Regions from separate parts of the Homo sapiens genome. Here region 2 is linked to region 1. A link is an interaction called in ENCODE POLR2A ChIA-PET data of the cell type or tissue named here. Cell type or tissue: Caco-2. All regions are shown on one strand. Each heading gives the region's core, and the rest is flanking DNA. Links, peaks and the distances in the headings are about the cores only.

The links. Peaks named below come from ENCODE experiments on the same cell type or tissue, not always from the same donor. Only the 100,000 strongest peaks of a DNase experiment are listed, where the experiment ranks them.
Region 2: POLR2A ChIA-PET joins it to region 1 with 8 read pairs; 3 of 35 experiments call an interaction of 5 or more read pairs at or near these places.

Annotation. Positions count from the first base shown.
Region 1 is chr16:68,717,183-68,727,556 of GRCh38, forward strand. It overlaps a transcript of CDH3 not described here. Among named protein-coding and RNA genes, the nearest start is that of CDH1, 15 kb to the right of the region's middle. RefSeq lists enhancers at 3,043-3,172, 6,415-6,559 and a cis regulatory region at 6,487. In Caco-2, for the core only: no CTCF peak of the experiment used is centred there; a DNase peak (open chromatin) is centred at 5,319.
Region 2 is chr16:68,601,062-68,611,435 of GRCh38, forward strand. No RefSeq gene overlaps it. Among named protein-coding and RNA genes, the nearest start is that of CDH3, 39 kb to the right of the region's middle. In Caco-2, for the core only: no CTCF peak of the experiment used is centred there; a DNase peak (open chromatin) is centred at 4,845.

The DNA.
Region 1 (10,374 bases), core at 3,673-7,672:
TTATTACTTGTATAATTTTTCAAAGGAAAATATACAGTGCTCAATATTCATGATTAGATAAATTAAAACGACAATAAGATACCACTACCTACCTATTAGAATGGCTAAAATTGAAAAGACTGGCAACATACCAAAGGCTAACAAGGATGTGGAGCAACTAGAAGTCTCATGCATTGCTGACGGCATTATAAAATGGTATGGCCACAGCTGTGGCCTAGATGTGTTTGTCCCCAACCAAACTCATGTTGAAATTTAGTTGTCAGTGTAACAGTGTTAGGAAGCAGTGCCTTAAAGTTGTGATTAGGTCAGGCCGAGCGCGGTGGCTCACGCTTGTAATTCCAGCGCTTTGGGAGGCCGAGGCGGGCAGATCACTTGAGGTCAGGAGTTCGAGACCAGCCTGGCCAACATGGTGAAACCCCGTCTCTACTAAAAGTACAAAAATTAGCCGGGCGTGGTGGCAGGCACCTGTAATCCCAGCTACTCGGGAGGCTGAGGCAGGAGAATCGCTTGAACCTGGGAGTTAGACGTTGCAGTGAGTTGAGATGGCGCCATTGCACTCCAGCCTGGGGGATAAGAGCGAGACATCCTCTAAAGAAAAAAAAAAAAAAGAAAGATGTGATTAGGTCATTAAGATAGATTTATATCTTTCTCAGAGACTGGGTTATTGTGCCTGCTTCCACCTCCACTTTTCCCCATGAGTTAAAGCAGCACCAGGCCTTCACTATATGAGCTGCCCAGTCTTGGACTTCCCAGACTCCAGAATCATGAGCTAAATAAACTTTTTCTTTTTCCTTTTCTTTTCTTTTTTTCTTTTTGAGACAGAGTCTCATTCTGTTGCCCAGGCTGGAGTTGCCCAGGCTGGAGTTGCCCAGACTGGAGTGCAGTGGCACAATCATGGCTCACTGCAATCTCTGCCCCCAGGTTCAAGTGATCCTCCTACCTCAGCCTCCTGGGTAGCTAGGACTACAGGCACGTGCCACTCTGGCTAGTTTTTGTATTTTTTCTAGAGATAGATTTTGCCATGTTGCCCAGGCTGATCTCAAACTTCTGAGCTCAAGTGATCCTCCCACCTCAGCCTCCCAAAGTGCTGGGATTACAGGTGTGAGCCACCGAACTGGCTAAACTTTTTTTGTGTGTTAAATTACCCAGTGTCAGGAATTCTGTTATAGCAACGTAAAACAGACTAAGACAGCCACTTTGAAAAACAGTTTGGCTGGCTGGGTGTGGTGGCTCATGCCTATAATCCCAGCACTTTGGGAGGCCGAGGCGGGTGGATCATCTGAGGTCAGGAGTTCAAAACCAGCCTGGCCAAGATGTCAAAAACCCATCTCTACTAAAAATACAAAAAAATTAGCCAGGTGTGGTGGCGCATGCCTGTAACCCCAGCTACTCGGGAGGCTGAGACAACAAAATCGCTTGAACCCGGGAGGTGGAGGTTGCAGTGAGCCGAGATTGCTCCACTGCACTCCATCCTGGGCAACAGAATGAGACTCTGTCTCAAAAAAATAAAAATAAAAAAGGAAAACAGTTTGGCAATCTCTTAGAAAGCATAAACATATGCTAACCATATGATTTAGTAACTCTGCTCCTAGGTATTTACCCAAGAAGAATGAAAACATATGTCCACACAAAGACGCATACATGTTCCTAGAAGCTTTATTTATAATAGCCCCAAAGAGGAAATAGCCCAAGTGCTCATTAACTGGTAAATGGATACAACAATTAATTGTGGTGTAGCTATACAATAATGGAAGACTATTAAGAAAAAAAACGGGGCCGGGCGCGGTGGCTCCCTCACGCCTGTAATCCCAGCACTTTGGGAGGCCAAGGCAGGTGGATCACCTGAGGTCAGCAGTTCAAGACCAGCCTAGCCAACATGGTGAAACCCCGTCTCTACTAAAAATACAAAATTAGCTGGGCGTGGTGGTGCACGCCTGTAATCCCAGCTACTTGGGAGGCTGAGACAGGGAGAATTGCTTGAACCCAGGAGGTGGAGGTTGCAGTGAGTGGAGATTGTGCCATTGCACTCCAGCCTGGGCAAAAAAGAGTGAGACTCCGTCTCAAAAAAAAAGAAAAAAAAAAAAGATAAAAAACGAACTATGAACTACAGACATACACAACAATATGCTCAAAAGCATTTTGCTAAGTGAAAGAAACATATACAACAGGCCACATACTGTATGATTCCATTTATATGACAATCTAGAAAAAGCAAAACTCTGGGGACAGAAAAGGGCCCAGTGGTTGTCGGGGACCAGGAATGAGGGGTGTGGTCATCTACAAGGGCACAGGGGGATTTTTTGGCATGATGGAACTGTTCTTTTTTTTTTTTTTTTTTTTTTTGAGAGGGAGTCTCGCTCTGTCACCCAGGCTGGAGTGCAGTGGCGCCATCTTGGCTCACTGCAACCTCTGCCTCCCGGGTTCAAGCAAAATTCTCCTGCCTCAGCCTCCCAAGTAGCTGGGACCTCAGGCACACACCAGCTAATTTTTGTATTTTTATTAGAGACGGGGTTTCACCATATTGGCCAGGCTGATCTCAAACTCCTGACCTCGTGATCCGCCCATCTTGGCCTCCCAAAGTGCTGGGATTGCAGGCGTGAGCCACCACACCCAGAGATGGAACTGTACTACATCTTGATTATAGTGGTGGATATACAACTGCTTGTGTCTGTCAAAACTCACAGAACTTGGCCAGATGCAGTGGCTCATGCATGTAATCCCAACACTTTGGGAGGCTGAGGAGGGAGGATCCCTTGAGCCTAGGAGTTCAAGACCAGCCTGGGCAACATAGTGAAACCTCTTCTCTACAAAAAATGAACAAAATTAGCCAGGCATGGTGGCATGCCCACCTGTGGTCCCAGCTACTTGGGAGGCTGAGGTGGGAGGATCTCTTGAGCCCAGGAGGTCGAGGCTGCAGTAAGCCATGATCACACCACTGCATACCAGCTTGGGTGCCAGAGTGAAACCCTGTCTCAAGAAAAAACTCCAAACCAAACCAAAACAAAAAACCTCACAGAACTGAATCCCAAAAAGTGTGAATTTTACCATATGCAAACTAATTTTTTTTAACATGAGGGGAGGCTAAAAAAAAAAAAGAGAAAGAAAGAGAGCGTGAGATCTGTGAAATTCTGGGTAGCAAGGGAATTCCCCATGCATACCCTGAATCAGATCTTTGCAGAACCTCTTAAAATCTAAAGTTTGTCAAGCCCAGCCTGACAGCTGTGTCTGGGACTTGCTGGTGACCTTGGGCAAGTACCTTTGCCTCCCAGAAACATAGTTTCTTAGCCCAGAAAGGGAAGAGAGAGCTCTAAACATCTCTAACAAGGCACAGACATCTATTGAGCACTGAGTCACTGCCAGGCTACCCATACATGTGTTTTTTCACATCAGAAGGGTAGGGCAAGACAATAGTGTTTTAAATGTTCTTTATTAAGTCTTTTTTTTTTTTTTTGAGATGGAGTCTCGCTCTGTTGCCCAGGCCGGAATGCAGTGGCACGATCTCAGTTCACTGCAACATCTGCCTCCCAGGCTCAAGCGATTCTCCTGCCTCAGCCTCCCAAGCCCGAGTAGCTGGGATTACAGGAGCCTGCCACCACGCCGACTAATTTTTGTATTATTAGTAGAGATGGGTTTTACCATGTTAGCCAGGCTGGTCTCGAACTCTTGACCTCAAGTGATCCACCCTCCTCGGCCTCCCAAAGTGCTGGGATTACAGGCATGAGCCACCATGTCAGGCCTTTATTGAGCATTTAGATGTATTAAGCACTTTGCAGGTATTAGTTCATTTCATCCTTATACCACTCCTAGATGGTAGGAACTAGCACTACCTCTATTTTACTAATTGACAAGAACCTAGGTGCGCAGAGGTTTCATAAATTGTCAAGGTCAACATAGCCCAGTATCCCCAGTATTTGATCCAGCCCTCTCATTTCAGGGCCCATGCTCCTAATCATCATACTAAATCATGTGACATTCCTGGAGACAAGCTGTGTGACATCCTCTCAGCATCTCAGTGTTCCTGGACCTTACCCTTTATGCAGTTTAGTCTTTTTTTTTTTTTTTTTTTTGAGATGGAGTCTCGCTGTTGTCGGCCTGGGCTGGAGTGCAGTAGCACGATCTCGGCTCACTGCAACCTCTGCCTCCCAGTTTCCAGCAATTCTCCTGCCTCAGCCTCCCGAGTTGCTGAGATTACAGGTGTCTGCCACCAGGTCTGGCTAATTTTTGTATTTTTAGTAGAGACGGGGTTTCACCATATTGGCCAGGCTGGTCTCGAACTCCTAACCTCAGATGATCAACCCGCCTTGGCCTCCCAAAGTGCTGGGATTAAAGGCATGAGCCACCGCACCCGGCCACAGTTCAGTCTTTTAACTGCGGGTACTCAGCAGTTAGGGATTACAGGTGTGAGCCACTATGCCCAGCCCCTTCCCTGCTCTTGGGTCTAACCTCCTGCCTCTCCCTTCTTGGCTAGACTAAGCTCTTCTCCCTTCTGGGCCTTTGCCCAGGTGGTGACTTCTGCCAGAAACACTGGTTAACTCAGCTTAAATGTCACTTTGCTCCCCATCATATTTCTGAAACTCCGTCTCAAAACAAAATAATAATACATAATTGTTAAGATCATCCTTGTTGGCCAGGCGTGGTGGCTCACGCCTGTAATTCTAGCACTTTGGGAGGCTGAGGCGGGCAGATCACTTGACGTCAGGAGTTCGAGACCAGCCTGGCCAACATGGTGAAACCCTATCTCTACTAAAAATACAAAAGTTAGCTGGGTGTGTGGCGGGTGCCTGTAACTCCAGCTACTCAGGAGACTGAGGCAGGAGAATTGCTTGAACCTGGGAGGCAGAAGTTGCAGTGAGCCGAGATGGCACTACTGCACTCCAACCTGGGTGATAAGCAAGACTACCAACAACAACAACATCAACAACAACAAAAGGATTATCCTTGCTTATTGCTCTGGGTTGTAAATCCTTGGGTTGTAAATCCCTGGCTCCCTTGTCTGTTTATTCCATCAGATCAAAAGCTTCTTCAGGATAGGGAGGGGCCCCTGTCACCAGCCAAGCATTTGTGCATGCTAGGTGCCAGTGAGTGTTTATTGAATGAATGAATGAATGAATGAACGAGTGAGTGAGTGAGTTAATGTGGCCTGAAAAGTTGGACAGTTACTCTGGAGAATTATAGATGCCTCGTCCTGTATCTGGACTCTGGAATTTTCTAGGCCTCATTGGAACCCTTGTCCTTTGCCCAGGTTTTATTGCTCTGCAGGTCTCCACCCTGGCAGGAAGCTCTTGCCACCGGCTACAGTCTGGATCCAGCCTGGCCAGTTCCACCTTTCCCACCTACAACACCTGGCAAGACCAAGACACAGCCCTTCCACAAATACATGAGTACATGAGCACGTGGGGTGGACAAGCCATCCAATCAGTCCTCACTGACTCTGGTAAGGGAACAAACTTCTCCCAGTTTACCTGGGATTTTCATGGTTTTAGCACTGAAAGTCTTACACCCCCAGAGACCCAGGATCCCAGACAAATAGGGGCAGTTGGTAGCACCGGGTTTGTTGGGTCATCTTTGTGGACAGTGGAGGGAGTGGGACCTTCAACACAGATTTATTTATTTATTTATTTTTTGAGACGGGTTTCGCTCTTGTTGCTCAGGCTGGAGTGGAATGGAATGGCGTGATCTCGGCTCACTGCAATCTCTGCCTCCCAGGTTCCAGGGATTCTCCTGCCTCAGCTCCCTGAGTAGCTGGGATTACAGGCACCCACCACCAGGCCCGGCTAATTTTTGTATTTTTAGTAGAGACACGGTTTCACCACGTTGGCCCAGCTGGCTTTGAAATCCTGACCTCAGGTGATCCGCTGCCTCTATTACTTTTTTTTTTTTTTATCTTTTAGAGATAATATTTGACATATAAAGAGAATAAATGTATCACATATATAAATTATAAAGTATAATAATATAGCGAATAATTATGAACTCACCACTCAGCCCAATTCTCCTTCTCCAGAGAAGTACTTGTTAGAAGATGAGGAATTTAATGTCCTTCTCAAGCTTCCTGGCTTCCCTCTCAAGCAATTCCCAATTTTTAATAGTTATATATTATTCATAACATTTACATTTTGTTCTATAGCTATAATTAAATCTTCTGTACTTTGTCTGGAGGTTGAGTCTAAATACTGAAAAGCAATAAACAGCATCATGATTCCGTAAACACCCCTTGCTTGAGAACTCCTGGTCCCCAAAAGGAAAAAATGGGATCCTGTGCAGTGCCAGTTTTCAATCTCAAGAAGCTCAATATCATGGTTCTTAGAGGCAGAAGAGATCTCAAGCCTCCTTCTAGCTAACTGAGTCATTTTACAGAAGATAAATTGAGAGTTAGAGAAGGAAATAAATTTTGCTTCAAGTCATAAGACTCGTCAATTCCTTACACTATGTTCTGGCCTCCTCCTGGGATTTCGTAAATAAATGAGGCCAGACACGGTGGCTCACGCCTGTAATCTCAGCACTTTGGGAGGCCAAGGTGGGTGGATCACTTGAGTTTGAGACCAGCCTGGCCAACATAGCAAAACCCTGTCTCTACTGAAAATACAAAAATTAGCCGGGTGTGAGGCCGGGCGCGGTGGCTCACGCCTGTAATCCCAGCACTTTGGGAGGCCGAGGTGGGTGGATCACAAGGTCAGGAGATCGAGACCATCCCGGCTAAAACGGTGAAACCCCGTCTCTACTAAAAATACAAAAAATTAGCCGGGCATAGTGGCGGGTGCCTGTAGTCCCAGCTACTTGGGAGGCTGAGGCAGGAGAATGGCGTGAACCCGGGAGGCGGAGCTTGCAGTGAGCCGAGATCGGGCCACTGCACTCCAGCCTGGGCGACAGAGCGAGACTCCGTCTCAAAAAAAAAAAAAAAAAATTAGCCGGGTGTGGTGGCGCACACCGTAATCCCAGCTACTTGGGAGGCTGAGGCAGGAGAATCGCTTGAACCTAGGAGGTGGAGGTTGCAGTGAGCCAAGACTGCGCCACTGCACTCCAGCCTGGGCGACAGAGCAAGACTCTGTCTCAAAAAAGTAAATAAAAATAAATAAATGATGTTAGCTGCAAAGTCCCTTTTTTGAAGGGAATTTAGACTATATAGACTTTACATCAAGGATTCAAGGACCTACAGCTGGGCACATTGGCTCACACCTGTAATCCCACCAGTTTGGGAGGCCAAGGAAGGAGGATCACTTGAGACCAGGAGTTCAAGACCAGCCTGGGCAACATAGTGAGCACCTGACTGTACAGAAAATAAAAAATTAAAAACTTAGCCAGGCATGGTGGCACATACCTGTTAGTCTCAGCTACTCGGGAGGCTGACGCAGGAGAATCACTTGGGCCCAGGAGTTCAAGGTTGCAGTGAGCTATGATCCCACCACTGCATTCCAGCCTGAGCAACAGAGGCGAGACCCTATTATTTAAAAAAAAAAAAAATGGTCTCGAGACCTGTCAATTCCCCACACTACGTTGTCTGGCCACCTCCTGGGATGTGATACATGAATAAATAAATGGTGTTAGCCACAAAGTCCCTTTTTTTGAAAGGGAATTAATCTATATGGATGTCACATCAAGGATTCAACGGGCATACACTAAGAAAATGAAGTATTTTAATGACAGCAGGTAAAATCAGAGAGCCCTTTGTCTCCAAACATCTTTGGTGTGGGGCTAGGCTGAACTTGGCAGGGAGTGGTTTCATTGGCTGCCGAGCCAGCAGAGGGTTGGTTGGGGAAGGGTTTATCTCTCCGTCCCAAGTAGACAGAGTTCTGGCACCTGATTCCCTTGCTCTGAGAAGAGGGTGGGGCCTTCTTTGCTTGGAAGCGGGGGACAGGAAGCAACAGGTCCCTGGGCCTCCACAGTTATGAACTGCAGCACCTTATCTATTGTTCTTGAGATGCCAGGTCCAAAGGTATCTGAGCAGTGGGAGGACACCCAGTCAGCCACAGGGCTCCATGACAGCAGCCCCACTTTCCAGGGGGCTTAACTCACTCCACTTAAGTTGGAGGGGCCTGCTGCCCATGGACTTGGTTCAGGAAAAATCTTGTCCCCTGAGTAATGTGGAATATGGAAATAATAGTTCACGTTGATTTGCACTCCCGTCTGCCATGTTTAGTTAGGTTATTTCACCCAATTCTTTTTTTTTTTGAGACAGAGTCTCACTCTGTCGCCCAGGCTGGAGTGCAGTGGCCCGATCTCGGCTCACTGCAAGCTCTGCCTCCAGGGTTCACGCCATTCTCCTGCCTCAGTCTCCGGAGTAGCTGGGACTACAGGCGCCCGCCACCACGCCTGGCTAATTTTTTGTATTTTTAGTAGAGACGGGGTTTCACCATGTTAGCCAGGATGGTCTCGATCTCCTGACCTCCTGATCCACCCGCCTTGGCCTCCCAAAGTGCAGGGATTACAGGCGTGAGCCACCGCGCCCGGCCCTTCACCTAATTCTTGAAATCACTCAACAAAGTAGGTTCCATTATTATTCTCAGTTGTACAGATAAGGAAATTAGAAGTCCAAAGAGTCTGTGGCTCTGACTCAAAGGCTTATTACTAGCAGGTAGAAAAGTAGGATTCAGGCCAGCATGGTGGCTCACACCTGTAATCCCAGCACTTTGGGAGGCTGAGGTGGGTGGATTGCTTGAGCCCAGGAGCTGGAGACCAGCCAGGGAAACATGGTGAAATACTGTCTCTACAAAAAAATACCTAAATTAGCTGGGCATGGTGGGACATGCCTGTAGTCCCAGCTACTCAAGAGGCTGAGGTGGAAGGATCGCTTGAGCCCAGGAGGCAGACGGAGGTTGCAGTGAGCTGAGATTGCACTACTGCACTCCAGCCTGACCTTGTCTCAAAAAAAAGAAAAGAAAAAGAAAAAAGAAGGGCAGAATTCAGAAGCAGGCAGTCAGGAACTGAAGTCTATGCTGGGAACCACTGTGCCAGGATGGTCTTAAGCCAGAACACCAGCCTCCCTGCCTCTGCCATGAAACTGGTCGTTCATTTCTCTAAGCCTCAGTCACCTCTTCTGGGAAATGGGGATGATTGTGTCTGCTCTATAGGCTGGCCAGAGGACCAAATGCCCCTCTGGTTCCAGCCCTGGTCACCTGCTCCCCTGACCTGTGGCTGTCATGGGAGCTCTTGCTGGGCTGGACAACAGGGAGCTCAGGCCATCCTCTTGCCTTCCTTCTCTTGGCTGCCCCGGAGTCTGGAATTTCAGGTCCCCGCAAAAGACTATTTCTTGCTAAATTAAGCAAGGTTTGCCACTCAGTTCAAATGGCACCCAGAAACAAAACCCCACCCTGATCTTAGTGGAATAGCACAGAGATTAAGAGACTGCAGAGGGCAGTGGCCCAGGGTTCAAATTCCAGCTCTTTCATTTTTTTGGTTGTTTTTTTTTTTTTTTTTGAGACAGAGTCTCGCTCTGTCACCCAGGCTGGAGTGCAGTGGTGTGATCTTGGCTCACTGCAACCTCCGCCTCCCGGGTTCACGCCATTCTCCTGCCTCAGCCTCCTGAGTAGCTGGGACTACAGGCGCCCACCACCACGCCTGGCTAATTTTTTGGTATTTTTAGTAGAGACGGGGTATCACCAGGTTAGCCAGGATGGTCTCGATCTCCTGACCTTGTGATCTGCCTGCCTTGGCCTCCCAAAGTGCTGGGATTACAGGCATGAGCCACCGCGCCCGCCCCAGCTGTGTCATTTTTATTGTGTGTGATGGTGACTTTTAGGTGTCAACTTGACTGGATTAAGGGATACCCAGATAGCTCATAAAGCATTATTTCTGTGTATGTCTGGGAGGACGTTTCCTGAAGAGACTGCTATTTGAATCAGTGGACTGAGTGAGGAAAAGTCACCCACACCCACGTGGATGGGCACCATTCAGTCTACTGAGGGCCAGGATAGAACAAAAAGGCAGGCAGGAAAGGTGAATTCACTCACTTTCTCTCTCTCTCTTCTTCTAGAGCTGGGACACCTGCCTTCTGCCCTTAAACATCAGAACTCCAGGGTCTCTCGCCTTTTGACTCTGGGATTTGTACCAGCAGCCCCCCAGTGTTCTCAGGCCTTCAGCCTGGGACTGAAAGTCTTGGATTGGGCAATGCTACCAGCTTCCTGGTTCTCCAGCTTGTAGATGGCTTATCCTAGGACTTCTCAGCCTCCATAATCCCATGAGTCAATTTCCCTAATAAGTCCCCTCTCATCTCTCTCTGTATATATCCTATTTGTTCTGTTCTTGGGAGAACCCTGACTAATACACTGTGTAACATCAGGCCAATCCCTTTACTTCTCTGTGAGTCTCTGCTTCCAAATCTGTAAAATGGTCACGCCTGTAGACCTAGCACTTTGGGAGGCCGAGACGAGTGGATCA
Region 2 (10,374 bases), core at 3,208-7,207, 120 kb before region 1:
GCCTGGGTGACAGAGCAAGACTCCGTCTCAAAAAAAAAAAAAAAAAAGAAAAAGAAGCCAGCTGGGTGTGGTGGGTCATGGCTGTAATCTCAGCAGTTTAGGAGGCTGAGATGGGAGGATTGCTTGAACCCAGGAGTTTGAGACCAACCTGGGCAACACAGCAAGACCTCATCTCAAAAAAAAAAAAAAAAAAAGAAGAAAGAAGAAAGAAAAAAAAAGAGAAGCCAAATGCAAAAGGCCACATATTATATGATTCTTACTTACATGAAATGTTCAGAATAAGCAAATCCATAGAAAGAGAATATAAATTAGTGGTTCCCTTGGGCTGAGGAGACAATGGAAAGTGACTGTAAATGGACACGAAGCTTTTTGGGGGGATGATGGAAATTTATTTAAATTAGCTTTTATGTTTTAATTAAAAGTATAGTTAATAAATGTGGATCTGATGCAGGAATAAACACACAAATTACTGGGAAAAAATAGAAATACTTAAACATGTCCTATTACATATGACCTCAGTAGGGTATATAAGAAACATCACAAAGCAATGGAAAACATGGACATTCAGTAAATTGACTGGAGAAAAAACATATATATATATTCTCATTTCTTTCCTCAACACTAAAATAATATAAAAGTATTAAAGAGTAAAATGTACATGGAAACAAAAGGGGAGGAATATATGTAATATTTGATTTGTTAAATTGGTGGGTACCTTCTTTATCCTTTATATATTTTGATTATCCTAGCTTTTTATAATAAATGTTGTTTTTTTACCTTATTTTGTTTTGTACTTGGTAGAGACAAGGTCTTGCTATGTTGTCCAGGCTGGTCTTGAACTCCTGGGATCCTCCCGCCTTGGCCTACCAAAGTGCTGGGATTATAGGCATGAGACACCACACCTGGCCTGATGCTAATTTTAAAAAATATGTGTGTATACATTTGCATAGGAAAAAATAATGGAAGGAACCTAAATTGAGGAACATTTTACAAAATAACAAGCCCATATCAATGTCAAGGTCAAGAAAGACAAAGGAAGGCTGACAAGCTATTTCAGTTTAAAGAAGGCATAAGAGCTATGACAATTAAATGCAACAGTGCAGGATCCTGGATTAGATCCTGAACTGGGAAAAACATATATACACTGGTAATTGATTAATTTAAATACAGGCTATAGATTTGATAATAGTATTGTTGCAATGTTAAATAAATGTCCTGAGTTTGGTGGGGCGTGGTGGCTCACACCTGTAATCCCAGCACTTTGGGAGGCCGAGGCAGGCAGATCACCTGAGGTCGGGAGTTCAAGACCAGCCTGACCAACATGGTGAAACCCCGTCTCTACTAAAAATACAAAATTAGCTGGGCGTGTTGGCACATGCCTGTAATTCCAGCTACTTGGGAGGCTGAGGCAGGAGAATTGCGTGAACCCAGGAGGCAGAGGTTGTGGTGAGCCAAGATCATGCCATTGCACTCCAGCCTGGGCAACAAGAGCGAAACTCTATCTCAAAATAATAATAATTTAAAAAGTCCCTTGCGGCCAGGCACGGTGGCTCAAGCCTGTAATCCCAGCACTTTGGGAGGCCGAGGCGGGCGGATCACGAGGTCAGGAAATTGAGACCATCCTGGCTAACACAGTGAAACCCTGTCTCTACTAAAAATACAAAAAATTAGCCAGGCATGGTGGCAGGCGCTTGTAGTCCCAGCTACTTGGGAGGCTGAGGCAGGAGAATGGCATGAACCCAGGAGGCAGAGCTTGCAGTGAGCCGAGATTGTGCCACTGCACTCCAGCCTGGGCAACAGAGTGAGACTCCGTCTCAAAAAAAAAAAAAAAAAAAAAAAAAGTCCCGAGTTTAATAATTATACTGTGGTTATATATGGGAATGTCTTTGTTTTTAGGAACTACATGCTGGAATATTTAGGGCATGATGTCTCTAATTTAATCTCAAATGGTTCAGAAAAATACATATACATACACATATACACAGATAGATCCATATATAGGTAAATATTTATATATTGTTTTAGTCCATTTTCATACTGCTATAAAGAACTGCCCAGGCTGGGCGCAGTGGCTCATGCCTGTAATCCCAGCACTTTGGGAGGCCGAGGCAGATGGATCACGAGGTCAAGAGTTCAAGACCAGCCTAGTCAAGAGGGTGAAACCCTGTCTCTACTAAATATACAAAAATTAGCCGGGTGTGGTAATCCCAGCTACTGGGGAGGCTGAGGCAGAGAATTGCTTGAACCCGGGAGGCAGAGGTAGCAGTGAGCCGAGATGGTACTATTGCACTCCAGCCTGGGCAACAAGAGCGAACCTCATCTCAAAAAAAAAACAAAAACAAACAAACAAAAACTCCCCGAGACTGGGTAATTTATAAAGGAAAGAGATTTAATTGACTTACAGTTCAGCATGGCTGGGGACGCCTCAGGAAATTTACCATCATGGCCGAAGGTGAAGGGGAAGCAAAGCACCTTCTTCACAAGGTGGCAGGAAGGAGAAGTGCCGAGTGAATGCGATGGGGAAAAGCCCCTTATAAAACCATCACATCTCTTGAGAATTCACTCACTATCACGAGAACAGCATGGGGGAAACCGCCCCCATGATTCAATTACCTCCATCTGGTCTCTCCCTTGATATGTGGGGATTATGGGAATTATGGGGATTACAAATCAAGATGAGATTTGGGTAGGGACATGAAGCTTAACCATATCATATAGAGGAGAAAATTATGAAGCAAATGGTCAACAACTGGTTAATGTGGGTAGAGTTTCTGGAGTTTCTTGTACTATTCTTGTGATTTTGGTTTCCACTTAAAATTATATCAAAATTACAAATTACCAAAAAAGGGAGGAAAGGAAGACAGATACACAAATTTTCACTCTGGGCCGGGCACGGAGGCTCATACCTGTAATCCCAACACTTTGGGAGGTCGAGGCAGGTGGATCACTTGAGGTCAGGAGTTCGAGACCAGCCTGGCCAACATGGTGAAACCCCCTCTCTACTAAAAATACAAAAATTAGGCATGGTGGTGGGCACTTGTAGTCCCAGCTACTTGGGAGGCTGAGGCAGGAGAATCGCTTGAACCCAGGAGGCGGAGGTTGCAGTGAACCAAGACCATGCCATTGCAATCCAGTCTGGGCAACAAGAGTGAAACTCCATCTCAAAAATAAATAAACAAATAATGAAACAAATTTTCACTCTTCTAGAATTAGTACTAAAAACTAAAATTGGAAAAAGGCAGTACAAATTTTCCAAATAACATTTTTTTTTTTTGAGACGGAGTTTTGCTTTTGTTGCCCAGGCTGGAGTGCAATGGTGTGATCTCGGCTCACTGCAACCTCTGCCTCCCGGTTCCAAGCGATTCTCCTGCGCTAGCCTCCCGAGTAGCTGGGATTACAGGCATGCACCATCACACCTGGCTAATTTTGTATTTTTAGTAGAGACGGGGTTTCTCCATGTTGGTCAGGCTGGTCTCGAACTCCTGACCTCAGGTGATCTGCCTGTCTTGGCCTCCCAAAGTGCTGGGATTACAGGCGTGAGCCACTGGGCCCGGCCAAATAACCTTTTAAAACGTAATAAAATAGTGGTACCCTTTCCTGAAAGAGAAAAATGTATAGAGGGACATATACCCCTTGGTGACATGTGAGGCCTGGCACTAGGTAGCTTGGATTTGAATGTGGACATGCTATTTACTAGACGTGTCACACTGGACAAGTTACTTACATCTTCTGTGCCCCATTTCCTTACCTCCCCTGTGCAATGGGGATAGCAATGTCTACTCATGGGGTCTTCACAGGAGACATTAAAGTGTAAAAGATTTGTGACAACGTTGACACACCCTAGGGGCATGTAAATATCAGCTATGCTTATTTCTGCTTGGTGGGATTATGGGTGAAACAGTCTATGCATTTTCCAAATACCATGGAGTGAGCACACAGTACTCTTGTAATCAGAGCAACAACAAAATGTCATTGACATTATTTTAGGGGAGGGGGAGACTCCTTTCCAGTGGCTCAGTTTTTCCCTCTTGGGCCTCCCTGTCTCTTCCCTCTCTCTGCCCCTTCCCCCTCCACCTCTTACTTTCCCCTCTCCTCCTCCACCCCAGACCCCTCCCCTCTGCCCACCAGATTGCATTCCTCACTTCTTTTCCCAAAGAACTATAATTAAGCTCTTACTCTGTAATTGCCAATTCATGGTTCTCCATCTGAAATCACTCTCCTGCCTGGCCTGTTTTCCTTCTTCTCCACCTGGGGAAGCAGAGGCGGGAAACAGCAGAGCCCAGGATGCACCTCGTATGTAAGAATGCTATGATCTCTATTTGCTGTATATTCGCTCTGTGTGAGCCAGGCAGTGTGCTCAGCCCCTTCCACACTCTACTTCCTCTGATCACAACAACCCTGGGTGGAAACTGAAGCTCAAGAGATACAGTAACTCACCCACAGGTCTCACAGGTAGTTGGTGGAGCTGGGATTTGAATCCAGCTGGATCTGGCCTCAAAGTTGGGAGATGATACTCCTGCTTCTGCAACTGACAAGTCTATTCTAAACTCCCTAAGCCCAGGCACCCACGCTCTGGTAGTAGTTTGATATCAAAACTGGCCACCCTTACCCCTCACTGTATCTTCATCCTTTGTAATAAGACTTTGCAGCCTCTCCTATCTAAATGGTGTCATCTGTTTCTCCAACCCTAGAATATGGGTTGGCCTTGCTTTGGCCAACATAATGCAGCAAAAATGATGGTGTCCACACTTGGGCCTTGCACACGTCTGCTCTTCTCTTGGGAGACTGCCTCTGCTGTGAAAACAAGCCCAGGCTAGATGGCGGGAGCATCGTGGCCCAGTCATCCCTGTTGCCCAGGTAACAGGCAGCCAACAGCCAGACATATGAGTGAGGCCACCCCAGACCTGCCAGCCACCAACTGACCTGGGACCTGGCAGCTGACTGTTGATTCATGTGTGAGCCCCGTGGAGGTGGGCCAAGCCTGCTGAAATCAGTAGAACAACCCAGCTGACCCACAGACTCTTGAGCAATAGTTTTAAGCCACTGGGTTTTGGGGGCGGTTTATTATAGAGTAATAGCTAACAAATCCAGCCCCTTATAGAGACTAGGTAAAATGCTGTTGAGAAGATCTCTGGTGGGAAGGAAAGAACCAACTTAGCAAACATCTATTTAATGCTTACCATGCACTAAGCATTTTAATTTAATCCTCACAACCTTATGAGGTAGGGACTTCTATTGTCCCCATCCTACAGATGAGGATACCGAGGTAGAGTGATAATTTGCTTTGGATCTCACAGCTAGTTAGTAAATGGCAGCTGCTTAAGAAGTTAAGATGTGGGAAGCAGAGTCCAGAAAGATGCCCTGTGAACCTACTGGGGGCAAAATATAGGCATTCAGAAACTGAATGATAAGGCCGGGCATGGTGGCTCATGCCTGTAATCCCAGCACTTTGGGAGGCTGAGGCAGGTGGATCACCTGAGGGCAGGAGTTCGAGACCAGCCTGGCTAACATGATGAAACCCTGTCTCTACTAAAAATACAAAAAATCAGCCGGGCGTGGTGGCGGGCGCCTTTAGTCCCAGCTACTCAGGAGGCTGAGTCAGGAGAATGGCGTGAACCCGGGATGCGGAGGTTGCAGTGAGCCGAGATTGCACCACTGCATTCCAGCCTGGGCAACAGAGCAAGACTCCATCTCAAAAAAAAAAAAAAAAAAAAAGAGAGAAACCGAGTGATGGAGGCACCTCCCAACTGGACAGCCAGTCAGAGGGGAGGGTGGCACTTTGGGAATATGGGTTCTTTTTTTTTTTAAGAAATAGTCTTGCTATGTTGCCAGACCTATGTTGCCAGGCTGGTCTCGAACTCCTGGGCCCAAGCAATCCTCCTGCCTTGGCCTTCCAAAGTGCTGGGATTACAGGTGTGAGCCACTGCACCTGGCTGAGAATATGGGTCCTTTAAAGGGACGGAATTGTAACAATAATAATTCAATCTACGACGCTTGCAAATTTCATCTTATTTATATTTATTTAAATAATATGTTAAATATTTGTTAAATATTTAGATAAATATTTGTTAAATATTTAGATAAATATTTGTTAAATATTTAGATAAATATTTGTTAAATATTTAGATAAATATTTGTTAAATATTTAGATAAATATTTGTTAAATATTTAGATAAATATTTGTTAAATATTTAGATAAATATTTGTTAAATATTTAGATAAATATTTGTTAAATATTTAGATAAATATTTGTTAAATATTTAGATAAATATTTGTTAAATATTTAGATAAATATTTGTTAAATATTTAGATAAATATTTGTTAAATATTTAGATAAATATTTGTTAAATATTTAGATAAATATTTGTTAAATATGTATTAGGGGCCTACCATGCCCAGGCATTCTGCCAGACACTGGAGATATATTCATGGAGTATTCAGTCTTGTGGAGGATATAAGTAGCAAACAGGAGGCTGGGTGCAGTGGCTCATGCGTCTAATGCCAGCGCTTTGGGAGTCCATGACAAGAGGATCATTTAAAGCCAGGAGTTTGAGACCAGCCTAGGCAACACAGTGATAGCCTGTCTCTACAAAAGATTAAGGCTGGGTACAGTGGTGTGCGCCTGTAGTCCCAGCTACTCAGGAGGCTGAGACCGGTAGATGGCTTGAGCCAGGAGTTTGAGATCGGCCTGGGCAAAATGGCAAAACCCGTCTCTACAAAAACATACAAAAATTAGCCGCATGTGGTGGGGCACACCTGTGGTCCCAGCTACTCAGCAGGCTGAGGTAGGAGGATCATTTGAGCCCAGGAGGTTGAGGCTGCCATTAGCTGTGACCACACCACTGCACTCTAGCCTGGGTGAAAGAGCAAGGCTCTGTCTCAAAATAAAATAAAATAAAACAAAATAGGAAAACAAAGAAGTAAGTACAGATTGTGGTATTTGCTGGGAAGAAGATACAGAGTTGAGATCAAGAGTAATGGAGGGTGGGATGAGATTGAATGGGAAGGAGATTTTTTGAAATTGATACCTGAAGGGTGAAGAGCTGCCCAGGAGAACCAGAGCAGGACAAATGTTTTCTCTAATGGGCCAGTTAGTAAATATTTTAGGCTTTATGGGCCATGCCATCTTTGCCTCTTTAGTTTACTTTTGCTGTTACTTTTAGAAAGCATCTGTAGACGATACATGAATGAATGAGTGAGGCTGTGTTCCAACAAAACTTTGTTGATGGATACAGTACTAAAATTTGAATTTTATATGATTTTCATGTATCTGAAATATTGGTCTTTTTTATTTTTATTTTTTCTAATTACTTAAAAATGTAAAAACTGGTTGGGCATGGTGGCTCACGACTATAATTCCAAGACTCTGGGAGGCCAAAGTGGGAGGATTGCATGAGGCCAGGAGTTTGAGGCCTGCCTGGGCAACACAGCAAGACCCCACCTAAGAAAAGTAATAGCCAGGTGTGGTGGCATGTGCCTGTAGTCCCTACTCAGGAGGCTCAGGCTGGAGATTCCCCTGAACCCCGGAGTTCAAGGTTATAGTGAGCCATGATCACTCCATTGTACTCCAGCCTGGGCAACAAGCAAGACCCTATCTCAAAAAAAAGAAAAATGTAAAAACCACTTGTAGGTCATGGGCAGTATGAAAACAGACAGAAGGTAAGATTTGGTGCACAAGCTATAATTTGCAAACTCATGAGCTGCAGAATAAGAATGGACCAGGCAGAGAGAACAGCAAGCGCAGAGACCCTGAGGGTGAAAGAATTGAGACCAATTGAGGAACAAAATAGAGGGAATGAGCCAGGTGTGGTGGCTCACGCCTGTAATCCCAGCACTTTGGGAGGCCGAGGCGGGCGGATCACGAGGTCAGGAATTCGAGACCATCCTAGCTAACATGGTGAAACCCCGTCTCTATTAAAAAAAAAAAATACAAAAATTAGCCGGGCATGGTAGCGGGCAACTGTAGTCCCAGCTACTTGGGAGGCTGAGGCAGGAGAATGGCGTGAACCCGGGAGGCGGAGCTTGCAGTGAGCCGAGATCGCGCCACTGCACTCCAGCCTGGGTGACAGAGTGAGACTCCGTCTCAAAAAAAAAAAAAAAAAAAAAAAATAGAGGGAATGGATTATTTCTATGAGAAATGGAACGCCATTGAATAATTTTATGCTGGGGGGTGACAGGATCTTATTTTCAATTTTTAAGAGATTGTTCTGGCATCTGTGAGAAGGATAGGCTCTAAGGCAGCAGGTGCAGAGGAAGTGGAGCAGAGACTCTTGCAATAATCCAGATGAGAGATGACAGTGGTTTGGGCCAAGGTGGTCAGAAATAGCCAAATTCTGGCCAGGTGCTGCTGCTCATGCCTGTAATCCCAGCACTTTGGGAGGCCAAGGCAGGCGGATCACTTGAGGTCAGGAGTTTGAGACCAGCCTGGCCAACATGGTGAAAACCCATCTCTACAAAAAATACAAAAATTAGCTGGGTGTGGTGGTGCCCGCCTGTAATCCCAGCTACTCAGGAGGCTGAGGCAGGAGAATCACTTGAACCCAGGAGGCGGAGGTTGCAGTGAGCCGAGATTGTACCAGTGCACTCCAGAGCGACAGAGCAAGACTCCGTCTCAAAAAAAAAGAAAAAAAAGAAAAAAAAAAAGGCTGGGAGAAGTGGCTCATTCCTGTAATCCCAGCACTTTGGGAGGCTGAGGTGGGCAGATCGTTTGAGGTCAGGAGTTCGAGACCAGCATGGCCAACATGGTGAAACACTGTCTCTATTAATAATACAAAAAAAAAAAAAAAAAAGGGCCGGGCGCAGTGGCTTATGCCTGTAATCCCAGCACTTTGGGAGGCCGAGGTAGGTGGATCATGAGGTCCAGAGTTCGAGACCAGCCTGGCCAACATGGTGAAACCCCGTCTGTACTAATAATACAAAAATTAGCCAGGTGTGGTGGCACATACCTGTAGTCCCAGCTACTCGGGAGGCTGAGGCAGAAGAATGGCTTGAACCCGGGAGGCGGAGGTTGCAGTGAGCCAAGATCGCACCACTGCACTCCAGCCTGGGCAACAGAGCAAAACTCCATCTCAAAAAAAAAAAAAAAAGTAGCTGGGTATGGTGGCACACACCTGTGATCCCAGCTACTTGGGAGGCTGAGGCAAGAGAATCGCTTGAACTCAGGAGGCGGAGATTGTGGTAAGCCGAGATGGCGCCACTGCACTCCAGCCGGGGTGACAGAGCAAGACTCCATCTCAGAAAAAGAAAAGAAAAGAAATAAGAAATAGCCAGTTTCTAGACGTATTTGGAATTAAAACAGATGTGCCTTTTTTTTTTTTTTTTTTGAGATAGGGTCTCAAAAAATTAGCTAGGTATGGTAGCACATGCCTGTGGGCCCAGCTACTCAGGAGGATGAGATTCAAGGATCGCCTGAGCCCAAGAGTTTGGGCCTGTAGTGAGCCAGGATTGCACTGTGATTGCACGACTGCACTCCAGCCTGGGTGACAGAGTAAGACCCTGTCTCAAAAAATAAAATTAAAAAATAAAAGGCAAAAAATAAAAAAGATTAAAATAAAAAGAAAATGTCTATGCATCTGTCTGTCTCTCCACTAGTTAGTGGAGGGGACTGAATCTTACTCATTGCCAAATCCCCATCCCTAAGTCAAGCCTGAGGTGGGCACACTGGGAGCACTTGGGAGGTGGTTGTTTTTTGTTTTTTTGAGACGGAGTTTCACTCTTGTTGCCCAGGCTGGAGTGCAATGGCATAATCTCAGCTCACTGCAACCTCCGCCTCCTGGGCTCAAGTGATTCTCCTGCCTCAGCCTCCCAAGTAGCTGGGATTACAAGCGTGCGCCACCACACCTGGCTAATTTTTGTATTTTTAGTAGAGATGGGGTTTCTCCATGTTTGCCAGGCTGGTCTCAAACTCCTGACCTCAGGTGATCCACCCGCCTCAGCCTCCCAAAGTGCTGGGATTACAGGTGTGAGCCACCGCGTCCTACCGGGAGGTGGTTGTTAATTGGACTAGGTTTGGTTCAGTTCAGGAAAGCCTTCATCACCAGGCTAAAGAATCTGGACTCAATACCCAAAGACAATGGGGACCATCGAAGATTGTTGAACACGAGGAGTTCATCATCTGAGAAGCGTTTTAGCAAAATTAAGCTGAGCAAGCAGCAGTGAGAAGGAGGATGTTTTGAAGAGGAGGTAAACTGAAGGTGGGACAGGGAAACGAACTAGTCATTGCAAGGACAGTTAAGAAGTTGTTGCAAGGCCAGGCACGGTGGCTCATGCCTATAATCTCAGCACTTTGGGAGGCTGAAGCGGGAGGCTCACTTGCACCCAGGAGTTCAGAATCAGCCTGGGCAACATGGCAAAATTCTGTCCCTACAAAAAATA